Regions from separate parts of the Mus musculus genome. Here region 1 is linked to region 2. The links are chromatin loops, found by intact Hi-C in ENCODE. Cell type or tissue: left cerebral cortex. All regions are shown on one strand.

Region 1 (8,000 bases), 68 kb before region 2:
AAATAAATAAATAAATAAATAAATAAATAAAACAAGGCTGATGTCAGGTGATAAGGCCAATGACAGACATGGTTAAAAAGACATGTAACTGGGGAGTATAATATTTGATTTGGGTTCATCAGATCACCAAGGAAGAGAGCCATAAGCACAAGATTATGAAGTCTGGGAAGAGTAGAGCTGTCAGTGATATTTTGGAGACAGCCTGGTAGTTCAGTGACCACAAAGTAGGTTGAGGGTCAGAAGATGCAGCCAAAAGTGTGGTGCTTCTATTTTAAAAGCCCTCCGTGTACACTGGTGGGCTTGGGTCTGGCCTACTGACGTTGGTTGGCAGGGATGAAGCATTTACAAGGCCTCTTAGAAAGATTGTTCTATTTCTCATTGGTGGCCAGGAGATCAGTTAAGAGTTTGCCTTAGGAGTCTCCAGCTTGCCTGAGAGGAACTATTGGCTTGAATAGGTACTGCTATGATAATTGGACAGTTGAGGCAGAAGGGCAGGGAAGGATGCAATGAATCTGAGGTTTCTAACTTAGGGGTCAGCTGGCACATGTCAATGCTGATAAAGTATATGGAGGATAAGGTCATATTTTAAGGACAAGGAGTGAGTTATGGAATGGTTCATACCTCTGGATGTCTAAAGTATATCCCTTTAGATATTACTATTTAGTTAGTAAGAAAGCCTTTCTCTTAGGAGGAAGGTTTAGACAGGAGATAGGGATTTGAAAGTATTGGGGCTTAATATTGGCTAGTCTGTATCATGACATACGATGCTATTAATATCCACTGCACATGGTACATCAACACAGAGGTGGCTTATTTAGAGTGTTCTCTAAAAGTCCTTAGGTGTTTCTCCATCTGCTGCATGTGTGGCAGACCTACTCTGTAGTATATTTGCATTGCTGTACTTTTTCAGCCTAAATGAAACAGAAGCCCACTGCTTCATCTTTGCTCAGCATCATCACATGGAGCATTCAATGGGAAGAGGTGAACAAAATGAGGCCATACCACTCACCAGGGCTATCCTCTTTCCTCTCAGGAACAGTGTAATCGCTTCCCTGGCTTCCTTATCCCTTAGACTTACCCATGTGACTAGCTTTCAGTTCTCAAAATAAGGAGAGAGAAGCTATGCCATTATGAGGCCGAAGGTTTAAAAGTTACGTCCACCATGGAAATGTCAGCGGAGATTGACCAGGTTTCTGCAGGATGGTAATGAGCAGAGTTCCCATGTAACCCATTTTAGACCTAGAGTTGAGTGAGAAATGAAATTTACTCTGTTGAGCCACCGTCCTGGTTAGTTTGTCAACTTGACACAAGCTAGAGTTATTGAGGAAATCTCAATTGAGAAAGTGCCTCCTACAGATTAACCTGGAGTCTAGCCTTGGGGAATTCTTTGGATTTATTATTGACAAGAAAGAACTAGGCCTACTTTGGGAGGTGCATGCTCTGGCCAGGCCATTCCTGTAGGTATAGAAATGGTGAACCTGGGGTCCAGGCAATAAGCATTCCTCAGTGGCCTCTGCTTTAGTTCCTGCCTTTAAGTTCCTGCCCCCCACATCCCTTCATAGTGAACTACTACAACTATAAGTTGAAATAGACCCTATGCTCCTCAGGCTGCCTTTGGTTGTGCTCTTGAGTCACAGCAAACTAAGGCAGCCAGTAGGGCTGTGATTTTTGTTCTCAAAGAACAAACCTTTCAATCTACTGGGTAACAAGCTAACCATACACAAGTCCTACCACCAGACTCTCACTAGTTAACTAGTTGCAAGCAAGTCACACAGCTTCTTTGAGTCCCAGTTTCTTCCTTTTGAGGATGTTATTATATATGTCAGAACTTGGTGGGCATTCTTAGAGAACGAACTGAAAATACTTTATGAGTAACAGGCAGTATTATAGCCTCCGGCTGTCCTTTCAGACACTTGTTCAGTTTTAATGTATTGATTTTGTGATGCTGATTTGTCTCCTATTTGTATTGTGCTTAATCTTCTTGGACTCATTGTCTAAATACTCACCTGAGCCCCCACTAATAAAGAAAACCAAGCAAGTACAAAGGACGGGGCTGGGCACTGTGTCAGTAGGGGTTTCCTCACTGATGCTCCCCTTCCCAGTACAGCATTATAGGGAGTGCACAGATAATTTTTGTAATAAGCCTAACTCTCATGCTGGCACTGACAATATAGGGTTTTTTTATATGAGGTTTTATATAAAAGGATTACTTAGCCCACCACTTGCTAAGACTACATTTGAGAGAATCACATGGCTTTTCACATATTTGTAACCTAATGGATTAGTGTTGTTGCTTTTGCTCCATCAAGAAATGTTTTGAGGTACATAGTTTCTCAACCATTTCTCTTTGCTTCCAGTATGATCCTGTGACATCCTATGGTATCTACCACTCCGCCACAGCCCCCATCTCATTTTCTAATTGAGCTCTTGAATCATATCATTTAAAATTCCAGTGGTGTCTGGAGAAATGGCTCAGCAGGTAATAGCACTGGTTGCTCTTCCAGAAAACCTGGGCTCAATCCCCAGCCACTAACTATAACTCCAGTTCTAGGGGATCTGATGCTCTCTCTGGCTTCACTGGGCACCAGGTATAGATATAAATGCAAGTTAAAACACCTATCACATAAAATAACAATCAAAAAATAAAATAAGAAAATACAACTTTCCATCAGTTTTTTATGATATAAAATACATGAAAAATTTCATCCCTTTTAATAGAACCTGAAAATCTAAATTTACACAAGAAATGAACTCTTGATAGATATGGAAGGAAAAATACAACTCTTAGGAAATAGAAAAACAGATGGCTGGAGTTTGTCCCAGTAAGTTCATTTTGAGAAACAAAATTGGTGGATATTTGGAAGTGATCATTACTTGAGAATAATGACACTGGCTAATATAGAAAAGGGAATTAGACTGAGTGGTAGCACATTCTTTTAATCTGAGGAATTTAGGAAGCAGAGACAGGAGGATTGATGCATATTTGAAATCATCCACGGTACACAGAGAGTTCCAAGCCATTCAGAGGTACACAGTAAGATCCTTTCTCAAATACGTGGATACAAATAGAAGAAGGAAGAGTATTAATGAAGCAAAGGCATATATAAAATGGAAAGCACTGGCTTTAGAATTAGGACATAATTAGGAAATAAAAGGGGGGAAAGGAAGTTTACTTCTCATAAATGTCTGATTGGGCTAGAAAATCTATTTTTCACAGTATGGTACACATCTGAAATAAATTCAGGTTCTGAGCAGATTTAAATAGATTTATGAATACACCCACAATCTGAGCACAGAGCAGGTCACAGGAATATACATGTCTTTTATGGGGAGCTTTATGGGACCCTGTACTCTGAGAGAGAGAGCATACTTCAAGTGGTTCAAGTTTAGACAGTCCTTTGTTCTTGTTCTCATGGTGTAGTTTCTCAGAGAATGAATACCCATGGGGTTGCTGGAATCACAAACTCCAAGATCAACTTTATGTGTGCATATATGTGTGCATGCAAACATCATAAAACACTGATGAAAAAATCAGTGAGGTTTTTAGGGAATTAGCCCACACTTTTTTTTTTAACCATAAAGGAAACCAGAAAATGTTGGAACGCATAGACCTAATAACATGCAGAGTCCTGCCCCACCCCCCAGTTGAAGTGATATATCACCATGTCTTTTCCACTAGTTAGCCAGATTAATTGGAGAAAAGAAGAATATGTGTGCTGTGGCTAATCTGCTACTGTGGGGCTCTTTCCCATCAGTCCCTGCTAGCACCCTGTTGTGGGCCCCCATACAACCTGTGTGATGGCCTTTAAAAATGACAAAGTGTACTTCTTAGGTGAGGAGATGTAGCTGGCAATTAAAGAGGCATCCTAGGATTTTTTTTTTTAAAGTAACAGCAACTTCATGATTTTATTTTCCTAACATCTGTTCTATTCAAGCCAAGCCTACTGTGGTGATCCTCATGGAGACAATTCAGCAGTTTCCTAGCAACCAAGTTTCCTGTGGTTTCCTTGGTTATGAGCAATGACATAACTCTTGTGGGTAACTTCAAAAGCACAGAAGAAAGCTCTCCTGAAGAATGAGATTCCAAAAATTTCAGGTTGCTGCTTGCTGGGTGTCTATAAAGGATAAAATATCTCCTTATGGCATTAATAATACTAATGAGTGATAGGGATATTTTGGCATAAAAGCCATATGTTCAATTTTATACACTTTTTTTAGGTCTTTGTCATATACTTGCTCTCCACATCCCCCCCCCCTCTGAAATGGCATCATCTTCCTCTATCTTCTAATGAACTTCTATCTTTAGTCATAGCCAGCAGGTAAAACATAGACTCTTAAAAATTGCAGACAGATTATTTGGGAAGACAGGAGAGGTCCAGTTGCTCAAGGACTTCATAAAAATGTGACTTCTTTGCTAATCAAGCATATTTTAGAGACTTTGATGGAATTGGGGACTGTTGCTTGAGCTCATTAAGGAATTGTTAACTCCTTATAATAGCTATGGAGACATTTGAGGACTAATTTAATCTAAAAAGGCAAAAGCTACAAAGCTGGAATTCAGGAAGTGAGAGTGGGCATAGAAAGAGAACATATTTCAGGCAATTAGGGATGATTCCCCCCCCCCACCCCACCTCCGGAGCCTTAGAGGCCATATTGAATGCTTAGCAGAGTCACCTGGAAACCAATCAAAACATCAGTATAGTTGTGCCTTAGCCCATGGCACAAGTGCATCCCTTAACTGAAATGTTGAGCACCAAAAGGATTTTGAATTTGGGATTATCTGGATTTGGAAATATTTGCACACACATGGTAAGGCATCTATGGGATGCCTGAGGCTAACAGACAAATTCACTCATGTTTCTTTTATACTTTGTATGCATGAACTGCAGGCAATCTGATACACTATTTTTAGCGCACCTGCATTTTTCAGACGCCTATTCCATGAGATCAAATGTGGAATTTTCTATTTGTTCCTCATCCCAAAACTCAAAATGTTTTAGATATTGGAGCATTTTTGGCATTCCAATTTTCTGATTAAATATCTTCAATCCATATGAAATGTTAAAATTATCTAAGAACTTGGTTTGAGATGGCACAGCTCACAGTGTGAATGGGTTATTTGGACAAATCATACTAGTGAATGGTCTAGTTGACTTCTTGGCTGCTGTGTTGATGCACTAACTGAAAAACAACTGGGTTTATTTCACCTTACAAATGGTTTACTTCAGCTTACAGCTCGCAGGCAATCATCCAGGGAAGATAGGGTAGGAGCTCAAGGAGGGAGCCGGGAGGCAGGCCCTGAAGAGAAACATTGCTTACTGGCTTCCTTTCCCCAAATTGTTCAGTTTGCTTTCTTATATAATCCAGACTCATCTACACAGGAGTAGTACCTCCCACAGGGGGCTGGACCCTCCTACATCAATCATTACTCAAGACAATGCCCCACAGGCATTCCCACACAGCAATTTTTTAGAGGCACCTACTCAATTGAAATCCTCTCTTCCCAGGTGACTCTAGTCCATGCCAAGTTGACAAATACTGCACATCAGAGTGGGCAAATGTCCAACACAGGGAATGCTGAAGGCCAAATGGCAGCATCGGTAATCTAGGCAGGGATACTGGAAATCTATGGCCGAGAGCCAGGCCAGAGCTTCAGGATAGAGAAAGGAGAAGAAAACAGCATTTATTGAAGATGATTTGACAGCAGATACTTTATAGACAGCCAACCTTTCAGGAAGGTAGGTATTATCTTCTCCCTTTTTATAATACTAAGCGGCTGAGGAAAAGATACTACATATTTAAAGATACTATAAATAAAAAACTCTGGATAACATTATACCAGAGAGGCAGATTGAGATCTAGGAACTTTCTGTAGCTCTAAAACTGGCTATTTTTTCCCCTGTGTGACACATCATGTTTTTACTATTCTGTAAGGCAGTTGGAGCCAGGATCTTGCTATCAAGATGGCCTCAGCTATGAAGGTGGCTGCCCCTTGGCAAGTAGGAAGGCAGAAGTTTACCCTCATTTGTGCATCTTAGGTCTCCAGGAAATGGGCAACACTAAGTTCAGATTGGCTGAAGTAAATGGCCCCCCCCCCACCATTTGTAATGGAAACCCCTATTCACACATTTGTTCACCTAACTTTTGTCTTATCTTCAAAACTACTTTCCTAACAACCACTGTGAAATGGATAGACTTGAATTTTGACACATACATTTATGCAACCAGATGGGCAGAAACAAAGTAGTTCACACTCCTAATATGTGAAATAATAAGAACAGGAGCCCAGAAACCATTTTATACCTCTGATGCCTACTTGTTTATTCAATAAGTTTTCCTTTATTCTCGGTACAGTTCTAAATAGCATAGAGATTTCACTGAACAACACCCTTGACATTGTAGGAAACACAGAATGTAACCTATAATGACTTATAATGCTCCCACATTCTGGGAGTCAGAGATGATATGAAGTTAAACAGATGAAGAAGAGAATAAGAGTGATCTAGGAAAAGCTTTCTAGGGAGTAAGATAAGATGGAAGAGTAAGGAATGGCTAAGAGATGCTTGGATCAGAAAGACAGCTCAAAACAGAAGACACAGGAAGCTGAAAGTCTCTGAAGCTTGGGAGGTTAGAAGAACAATGCACCTAAGATTTAATAAAAACCATGATTAATGGCTTTTCACATCAATAACTGAGCTTCCTGTCATTGTTAAAAGAAGAGATGTTCAAACAAGTCCCTGAAGTTGAATACATAGGATTCCAAATCTGACCTCGTTTAATCGGACAGCTGGATGGGAGGGAACTTCAGCAGCAGTGTTTGGTTGGTAAGTCACTGTCATGATTCACAGACTTTGAGGATTATGTTAGAGTTGCATAAGGATGTCTGGGTGAAGGTCTTCTGTTGGTTGCACACTATCTCATAACTCTGCAAGAACTGAAGTTTGGGATTTGAAGACATCTCTGAACTTTTGTGCAGTTCCGTGAAAATGATGAACTCCTATAGACCTGGCTATCACCCGGTATGTTTAAGACACAGCATCATCACTTGTCCTCATAGTCTGTGCAAAGGTGTAAGTCGGAAACTGAGGATCACAAAGGGCAGGATTTCCTAAGTTCCAGAAGATCACAGGCTATTGGAGAATGAATCAATATGGTATGATTCCATGACTGTTGTATTTAGTCAGAATGGGAAACTGAGGCTAAATGGCAAAGCAGAATTTCCAAAGTCCAGACTTAAATAGCAGCGGTGGCTGAAGCTTTGTCCAGTATCACTCCAGAATCAGAGGTCTTAATTACTACTCTGTGCTCTATGGCATCATTAACTTCCCAGGATAACTAGTTTAAGCTCCACAGTAAGAGGTAATGCTGTTCAACAGAAAGTTCCTTTGGAACGAATGGAATCTCCCGTGGCTTCTATATTGCAATCTTGAGCAAGCAAGCTGTTTAACTTCTCTAAGACTTAGTTTCCTTACCTGCAAAATTTGGGTACTGATCGTTGCCTAACTGTAAAGAAAAGGGCCAGTGTAGAGTGTCTAATGCATATCATACAAGCAATCACTTCAGTGTTAGAGAGGAGACCAAGTTAAGAGGAATTATATCACATGTCTAATAGTTCAGTGTCCAGCACACAAACCAGGCATCGTGGTGAATCTTTCTTGCATCGAAATGCAGAAAAGACTTTTAAAGTGAAAACTCATAGAAACTAGTCAATTATTCTTATGAATCTGTGATATTATTTATATATATAATTTTTAAATTTTGAGATTGGGTTATATACATAAACACACACACACATATATATGCAGCACACACACACATACACACACCAAGGATTGCTTATCTCCTTGTTTTTTTATTACTTCTATATCCTTGGTCTTTGCCTCCAAGTACATGGAGACAGGCCTTTTACAATAGCGGGCATGCAAATCAAACTGCTACAACTGATTAAACTCTGATAACATTCACCGTATAATCCTCCAATGTTTTGCAAATATGCACAG
Region 2 (8,000 bases):
AACCAAGCCTGAATCCAAGATCTGTGCATAGAACCTGCTGGAACAGAAAAGCCAAAAAGAACCATCTGTAGATGCACTCCTGAAATAAAGTTTTCTGCTTGTAATCATTCCCAAGCCCAAGGATTCTCCAGTATTGCTTTGGAAGGGGCCAAGAACTACTGTTATAGAAAGTGAGCTTTACTATACAAGAAATAGCAGTCAGTGCTCACATGTAACAGCTGACAAGGCAATACTCAGGTATAAATCACACCTCTCAGACCTATTTTCTTTGAATCGCTGCCATGATAATTAACTGCAGCCATGAAAATTCATTAGGTTCAGTTTTTATTTTAAATGAGAACAAAATAATCCTTACTTCAGAGGATTATTTACAAGACTGAGATATATATATATATATATATATATATATATATATATATATATATATATATATATGCATTTATATATTATTGTAACATTTAGTGAGAAATGCAAGTCAGAGGTCACTCATTTTGCCAAGACTGACACTGGAGACTCAGTAGGTTTCTCTCAAGAAACTCAATGGACATTTTTCTTTCTTCAGTTGCACAAATTAAACTAAATCAGTTTCACTGTTAAAGAACTTACATTCCAGATATCAAGGAATGCATACAACCTCCTCCATGCATGCCAGAAAATAAATAAAAATACAAAGAGGCTAAACAATATTTCAAAAATAAGATCAACGCACAAAATCAAATGTAAGTCTATGCATCAGTAATGTACAACTTGAAAATTAAGTTAAAGTAATTATATTAACAAAGGCATCAAGAAGAATAAAGTACTTCAAAATAAAATTTCCATGAACATGCAAAGCTTCTATACCGTAAACACTTTCAAAATGTTCTAAAAGCGCTAAGTGGAAAAGCATCCAAATATACACTAAAGAAAAGAAAGATCAACTAGACTTAACTAAGATCACAAATTATATACATTCTTTGCATCTAAGAACATTATTTTGTAACTAAAAAGACAAAAGCAGACTTTTTAAAAACAGCTGAAAAGGCAAAGAATGGGAAGAAATCCACGTAAATCATGTATCTGTGAAGGGTCTGTGAAGGGTTTTCCTTCCAGAATATACCAGCAGCCGTGATAGATCTGCAGTAAGACTCTACAGCATCCAGGCTTTCAAACAAGAAAATAAATACATATTTGTTTTCTTTGGGGTTTCTGTTTCTTCATCTTACTGTGTTATGGATCAACCTAACAGTCTTGTACTAATTATGCCAGAACTCTATCACAGCTAGACCCCAGGCCTTCAGCAGAAAATTTGAGTCTTCATTTCTCCAAAGAGTATATATAAGTGGCCAACACCCAACAAAATGTGCTGGATATTACTAATTCTCTGGGATATGCAAGCCAAAACCACAATGAGCTGACCACTTTACACCCCCTCAAATGTCTACCACTAAAATGGTAGACAATAACACATGCTAGAGAAAAGACTAAGAAATTAGAACTCACATTGTGGTTGGGAAAGTTACAGGTCTTTAAAACATTAGACAGACCCACAGGCCAACCTCATATAAATATTCTGTCATTGAGACTCTTCCAAGACTATTCTTGACTGTGTCAAATTGACAATTAGAATTAACCATTATGACACTGTTGTAGATAGACAATATGTGTGACATATACAAGTATGATCTATAGTATACATGCATACTGTATGCTTTAATATATGTGATCTGTTTAGGATAGGCGAAGCACTGAGGCAGAGAGGTTAATGTGCTTCCAAGGAGGTCTGGGTAATGATGGATAGAAACTTGATATCTTTAGGGATGAGGACAATATTAAGAAATTTGATAGTGGTGACCAGTGCATAATTATATTTTTACTGTAATTGAACACTTTATAAAGGTGTATTGTTCGGCAAGTGAACCATATCTTAAGGTATTTAAAAATAAAAGGAATGCAGGATTTTTTGTTAATCCCTCTAAACTGCAAAAGAAAATAAGGTTACATTTTCTTCCTTCCTTCCTTCCTTCCTTCCTTCCTTCCTTCCTTCCTTCCTTCCTTTCTTTCTTTCTTTCTTTTCTTTCTTTCTTTCTTTCTTTCTTTCTTTCTTTCTCTCTCTCTCTCTCTTTCTTTCTTTCTTTCTTTCTTTCTTTCTTTCTTTCTTTCTTAACCCTCTTTTCAAGAGTAAAATCTTAGTTTGTCACTGCAGCTGCAGGAAGAACCTAGGGCAAATGATGAAATGAATTAACCATGCTTCATCTTTTAAAACTTCTTGTCAGAGATTCCTAGGTGGCCTTTGTACATTTATCTCTCCTTACTTACCCCAAAGCAATCCGTCCGTTGCATTCAGAAGTCACCTTGCTATCTGCTAAGTGACCAGAGCCTCAGTCACCAGTGTCTTCTTCCTCTTCGTTGACTATTGCTCAATACTTGTGTTGATTGATTGCCTTACCATTGGAGAGTATAAAGCCTTCCCTCCAAGAGTTGTTCTTGGCCAGGGAAGATGGCTTTGTGGGTAAAGAGTCTGCTGCTGTGTGAGGGCCTGGATTTGGATCCCAGCATCCGTGTAAAAGCTTCACACAGTGGCATACGTTTTATAGCTCCAGTGTTGGGGTGGGGGGAAGAAACAGGTGGATCCCTGCAGCTCACTGGCTAGTCATATAAACAAAAGGATGACATTCCGGGTTTAGTGAGAAACCTTTTCCTCAAAAAAAAAAAAAAAAAAAAATCACAGAAGATTCCCTGACAGTGTTCTCTGGCCTCCATGTGCATTAACATGGATGTGCATACATGAGTTATCCTGGCCCAAACTATTGCTTTCCCAACAATCACTTGCATTTAACCACAAATTAAGCCAACTGTCTTCTGTTCTTGTTACCCATAAACCTGTGGACCGGCATTCATTTAAATTTATGAATGAATTTTTCAGCAAACATTTGCTGAGTACCTCCATTATACTAGGCAATAAAGTAGACCCTGCCAGTTAAGCAGCGAAAGGATGATAGTCTCTTTCTTTTGAGGTGTCCCTGTGCAATGATACAAATGTGATGAATATTACGTTGTACATTAGTGACAGAGACTGCAAGGGATGACACAGTAGAGTGCAGAAGCAGGAAGGCCAGGTGCAGCCTCTGTAAGAAGTTGACATTAGAGCAATGACCTGAGAGGAACACGTGAGTGGACACTCACTCTTAGAGGATGCTTTCTCTTGGTTGGGCAAGTTTGTTGCTGGTGGGCTTTATGACACCAGAGCCTAAGCTGATGTAGCCTTATGACATTGTAGCCTAAGCTGGCCTTGAACTCAGTTCAAATCCTCCAGCTTCAAACGCACAAGAACTGAGATTCTAAATGTGTGCCATGACTCCTCGCTGAGAAGAACCTTAAAAAAATAAAACTTAAGAAAATGGACACTGAAATTTTTCATGTAGAAGAACTCCTGGCATGACACAGGAACAGCAAAAGCCCCTGGCTGAGCATGTGAAAGAGGGGCCAGAGAGATGATCACACCTGGAATTTGAGCTTATGGTGACTTTGGTTCTGATTTGGGAAATAGTGGAGATGAGCTGCAGAGTTCTGACTGGTGGATAATCTGTGATCTGGGTTTTTAATTAATTTTCTGGATGTTACTCTGAAAGTACAATGGAAGGAAACAAGAGCAAAGTCCAATTAGCAAAGACAAAAAGATCAACCTTCTTACATACATACAGGATACATACATGCATCCATACATGATACATGCGTGTATACATACATATGCATGTCAGTTGTTGCCATCACAAAAATGAGTTTGTTCCTAAGGTCAGCGTCTCTGGAGCATAATGAGGGAGAGGAAGCAAAAGGGTGGAAGCAAACCTGAAATAAACCAGGTAACCCTTCCAGGAGCATGGATCCAGCTAAAATATCCTGTTATCAGGATGTCAAATGTTGATAAATAAGAATAAAGCCCAAAGCAAAACAAAGGTGATTCCACGTAAGCCTGCCTTTTCATTTGACTGAAGATTGCTGTTGCTAGTAAAAATAATAACCATATTTTACCCAGGATCCAGAACACTGGCACCCCTGTCCTCTCTGTTTAATGTCTTTGGGGTGCGTTTATCCCTTTAGTTCCCTGGGGCAATCTAAAGGTCTTTGAATCTCTTCCTGCTGTGCTAAGTTAATGGTGACCCCGTGCCTTGAGAGATCATTGCATCTACTGAGAGACCAAGCTTCCTGGGCCAGAGTCGAAGTTTAAATGCACACCCGCATGCTGAGAGCAGTCAGGAGAGCCCACCGAAGCCTGAAAGTTGAATTCATTATTCCAGTCTCACTGTTATTTCTTTGTGTAACACAGACATTTTCTTTGCTCCATAATCCTCTGCAATGAAAAGGACTTAAAAATCTCTCCAGGGTTTCTCCGTGGCTGTAGTCTAACATATGTAAGGAAATCTGACCCCGTGTGTTAGGTGTTCTCTCGCCGTGTTCTGAATGGGCTAAACAATGCAGAACGAGTCAGACAGGAGGTTCAATAGCTCAAAATGCAATGCAAAGGGTGGAAAGAGAAGAGAGATCATTTGATTAATGTGAGCACTGTGAACTTCGGCTAAAAGAACACCACCACCCCCCATAAGCTGACATATCACCAGGCATAGGAGAGAAAATACAGAGCAAGGGACAAAATGAACACTGTTTAAAGGGGTGGTTTTCTGCAGTTTCGGATACTCAAATTCTTTGCTTCTCTGAGGTAAACTGCACGCAGTGCTACACACCCCACGGGAGGCTCTCATGCTGATTTGGCTGCACGTCAATTTTCTCATCTGATTTCTAAAGGAAGCTACTTGCGATGGTCCTCTGCAACCTCGTGTGTCGACTGCTAAGTCATTGCTTCTCACACTGGAATGATCTCTACTCCGCAATGGAGAGTGGCATGCCATCAGAAAGAAAGATGAACGGACAAAGAGCTCCGTAGAAACTCTGGCAGCGAGAACACAGAGAAACGCACGGAGATGAGCTAAGTTGCTGAGCGGTGGGCTGACAGGGTACCGGTTCAGGATGTTGCACGTGAACGACTTGCCTCCTCCCAGGAGACACTCCTGGATATGGTAGGTGTTGCTGTAGCCACCAACCTGATCTGACACTCGCAAGCAGAACTGGGAGGTGGCTTCACGCTTAAACACGAGTAATGAGAAATTTCAAATAAGCAGATGCTAGGGGCAATGTGAGCTTTGTAAGATTATACGATGTTTGGAGCCTAGTGAAAGTTCTATTACTTTTATCAGATAGTTAAAAGTTCTTTCCTTTCTGTTTTTTTTTTTTTATTTTAGAAATATAGAATAAATTGAGTGAAGTTTTTATATAATAATTATAAGTAATCTGCTTATGCAAGCCAGAGTGAAATTTGTGAATATTAATTTTTGTGAAGTTTAAAATGAGACTTTATTTGAAAATCTTTCATCTATTAAGCCCTTACAAAGAAGGTAATGAGCAATTATTATAAATCTGTAAAGATTTTTTAAAGCCATGCCTAAATACATATTTTATTTGGTTCATGGATTATGTTTTTAATCTTGTACTTTTTGTTTGTTTATTTTGGCAGTACAGGGGATGGAACCTAGGCCCTCACACGTGCTAGGCAAGCCACTATTGTATTACAACCAACCGCTAATCATGTACCCCTGAGCTATAAAAGAGACTTAAATTAGTTTTCACTGTTTTTAAAAAAATCTGCAACTCCATTTTGAGGGCTAATGGCTTTAAGAAATATGGAATTACAGGTGGATGAGTGACAAAAATGATCACAGACCAGAACCAAGCAGATACTTGTTGGTTTGACGTGAATGATTCGTGCCATTGAGCAACTCTGGCTTCATGTACTCCAGTGGAATTTTACATATATTTTAAGCCTCAGCCTTGTTTACAGTGATTCTAGAGGATAGAAAGGACGGTTGGCATAATGACTTACACAGTATCTGGTGTGGGACTTGTTACTGCATTAACTTTTCAGCAACATTGATGAGCAAATACAGAAATCACAGCACTCCAATTCCTCATTTTGAATATAATTAGTCCTCATATGTCCAACCACAATTTTTCCTGATAACATTTTTTTTTTAGAATTTAAGAGACATGAAAGGAAAAGAAACTTAGAATTCTTATTATTCCCCCAAAATGTTGACTTTAAAGGGGAAACTTGCTTAATGGGAACAAAAAGATTTTGCTTTTTTCTTCTCCTTATAATATATGTGTCTGACCATGGTCTTTAAATGAGATATAGATGTGCTTAGCACAGTATCTGGTCCAAAGAGCTCCACATATACTATCTACCTACTTCCATCTCCTTTATGTTATCTATCTCCTTTGTGTTAGTTTAAGGTTGTCATGGGCATCGCTGAAGCAATGGTCAAAGGCAGGACACAGCTCTTTGACTTATGGCGGGTTTCTGTTCTTCCAGAAGAGTGCTGTGTGAACAATATAAGTGTAATTTCTAGCGAGTGAACATATTTTAAGAAGAGAAAGGTTGGATTAAGCTTTCTTTGATCACAAATCCTCTTTGGGGATGAAGTGCTTTTGGAAGGTGAATGGGAGTCGCAGTTCAAGGAGTGGGATCCCATTCCAATGAGGCAAGATGAACCTGACCCATAAAGCCGGAAAGTCAAGCTCCCCACTTGCCAGCTTGGGTGGGGGAGGACTCCAGTTTTCTTGGCTATAAATGAGCTCCCAGGCCTTGCCTTAAAGTCTTGTGAAGCCTGAGGACTGATAAGAAGAGCCAGTGCATGTCCTGGCACAAATGAAGCACTCCAAATGCAAGTTCACATTAAAAACAAAAAATAATTTGGGAGAAAATATCTAATAAAGAAATAATGTGGGTATGATGTGTCTGCCGGTGGCATTTAAATGAGATGTACTTAGTGCATAATTTGGTCCAAGGACCTCAGTGTAGATTAGTGATCCCTGTTTTGTCTAGGTTAAGTTATCTGAAAGTTGGTTAACATTGTTGAACATACCTATCTTTTTAGCTATAATGTACTATACAATTCAACTTTTGAAATTTTTCATTTATCTCACAAAATGGTTTGATTTACTCTTCTTTCCAATACATGTTTGTTGAGCACTTGTTATTTATCAGATACTGTATTGGGTTTCTGGAAATGAAAGTTGTTTAGCTAGCAGAGAGGATGAATCAAAAAATAAATGGATTCCTATATTACTGCTACAACAGTGATGCATGTATGCATGCTTTGCCTTCGCATCACAGATGTGCCCCAGTCCAATAGGGTCATAAAAGAACTGACTCATGACTAGAATATTGATGGATAAGTAAGCTATAGGTAAACAGAAAATTGCCAGACAGGTCTTCCAGTCACAATATAGTAGAGCCAGATTTACTCAGGAGTTTAGGGTCGGGGGTGTAAGGAATACTGCCGTCCTGCTGTCCCAAGCCACAAGTAGACAGGGATTGCTGGAGACAACAACAAAAAGGCAGACCAAGCTGGCTGAACTTCACAACAGCTTCAGTTTAGTTCTGAGAGCCATGAGGAGCTCACAAGTGCATTCAGGCAGGAATGGATGCAGCTCAATGAGACACCAGCCTGGAGGCGGAGGCTACTTAGGGTGGTTTCTATGGAACCCAGGGGTACTTCCAAAGAAATAGAGTTGTGTTCTATTTTAACAGGGCAAAATTTAGACATGTGCTGCTAAGCCCACAAGAGTCTGCTTGCCTTTCTCTGTAATCTTTGAGGTATAGCAATGGCAAGTTGGAAATGGGATCACAATTTTACTGCTGAATTAAAAGTGGGAAAATATTTTCAAATTTTGACAGTGGAAGGTTTAGAAACCTACATAAGAAATTTTGTAAACTTTCTACACTTAGTGACTGGTCTCTTTTTATATAGTCGCTTAAGAGTTGAGTGAATTTATCCCAGTTGAACCTATTGGATTTACATAGTTTTTAAAGTTAGCCTATCTATGTGTTTTTTCTATTGAACTACAACTAATAACAACTTCAGATGACAAATGAAACTGCACTTTTCCTTTTTCACTTATACGCA

The links. A loop is a pair of places that touch in the nucleus more often than their neighbours do. Peaks named below come from ENCODE experiments on the same cell type or tissue, not always from the same donor. Only the 100,000 strongest peaks of a DNase experiment are listed, where the experiment ranks them.
Region 1: it touches region 2 in a loop (1.9-fold over the local background); 2 of 42 quality-filtered maps call a loop at or near these places.

The regions. Positions count from the first base shown.
Region 1 is chr4:102,348,287-102,356,286 of GRCm38, forward strand. All of the region lies in intron 1 of Pde4b (phosphodiesterase 4B, cAMP specific), which reads left to right. Among named protein-coding and RNA genes, the nearest start is that of Gm52669, 4.5 kb to the left of the region's middle. In left cerebral cortex, no CTCF peak of the experiment used is centred here; DNase peaks (open chromatin) are centred at 3,982, 5,318, 5,541 and 5,897; H3K27ac peaks cover 1,072 bases.
Region 2 is chr4:102,416,767-102,424,766 of GRCm38, forward strand. The region is part of intron 1 of Pde4b (phosphodiesterase 4B, cAMP specific); the gene reads left to right. Among named protein-coding and RNA genes, the nearest start is that of Gm52669, 73 kb to the left of the region's middle. In left cerebral cortex, no CTCF peak of the experiment used is centred here; DNase peaks (open chromatin) are centred at 4,312, 4,884, 5,808 and 7,542; H3K4me3 peaks cover 1,014 bases; H3K27ac peaks cover 1,298 bases.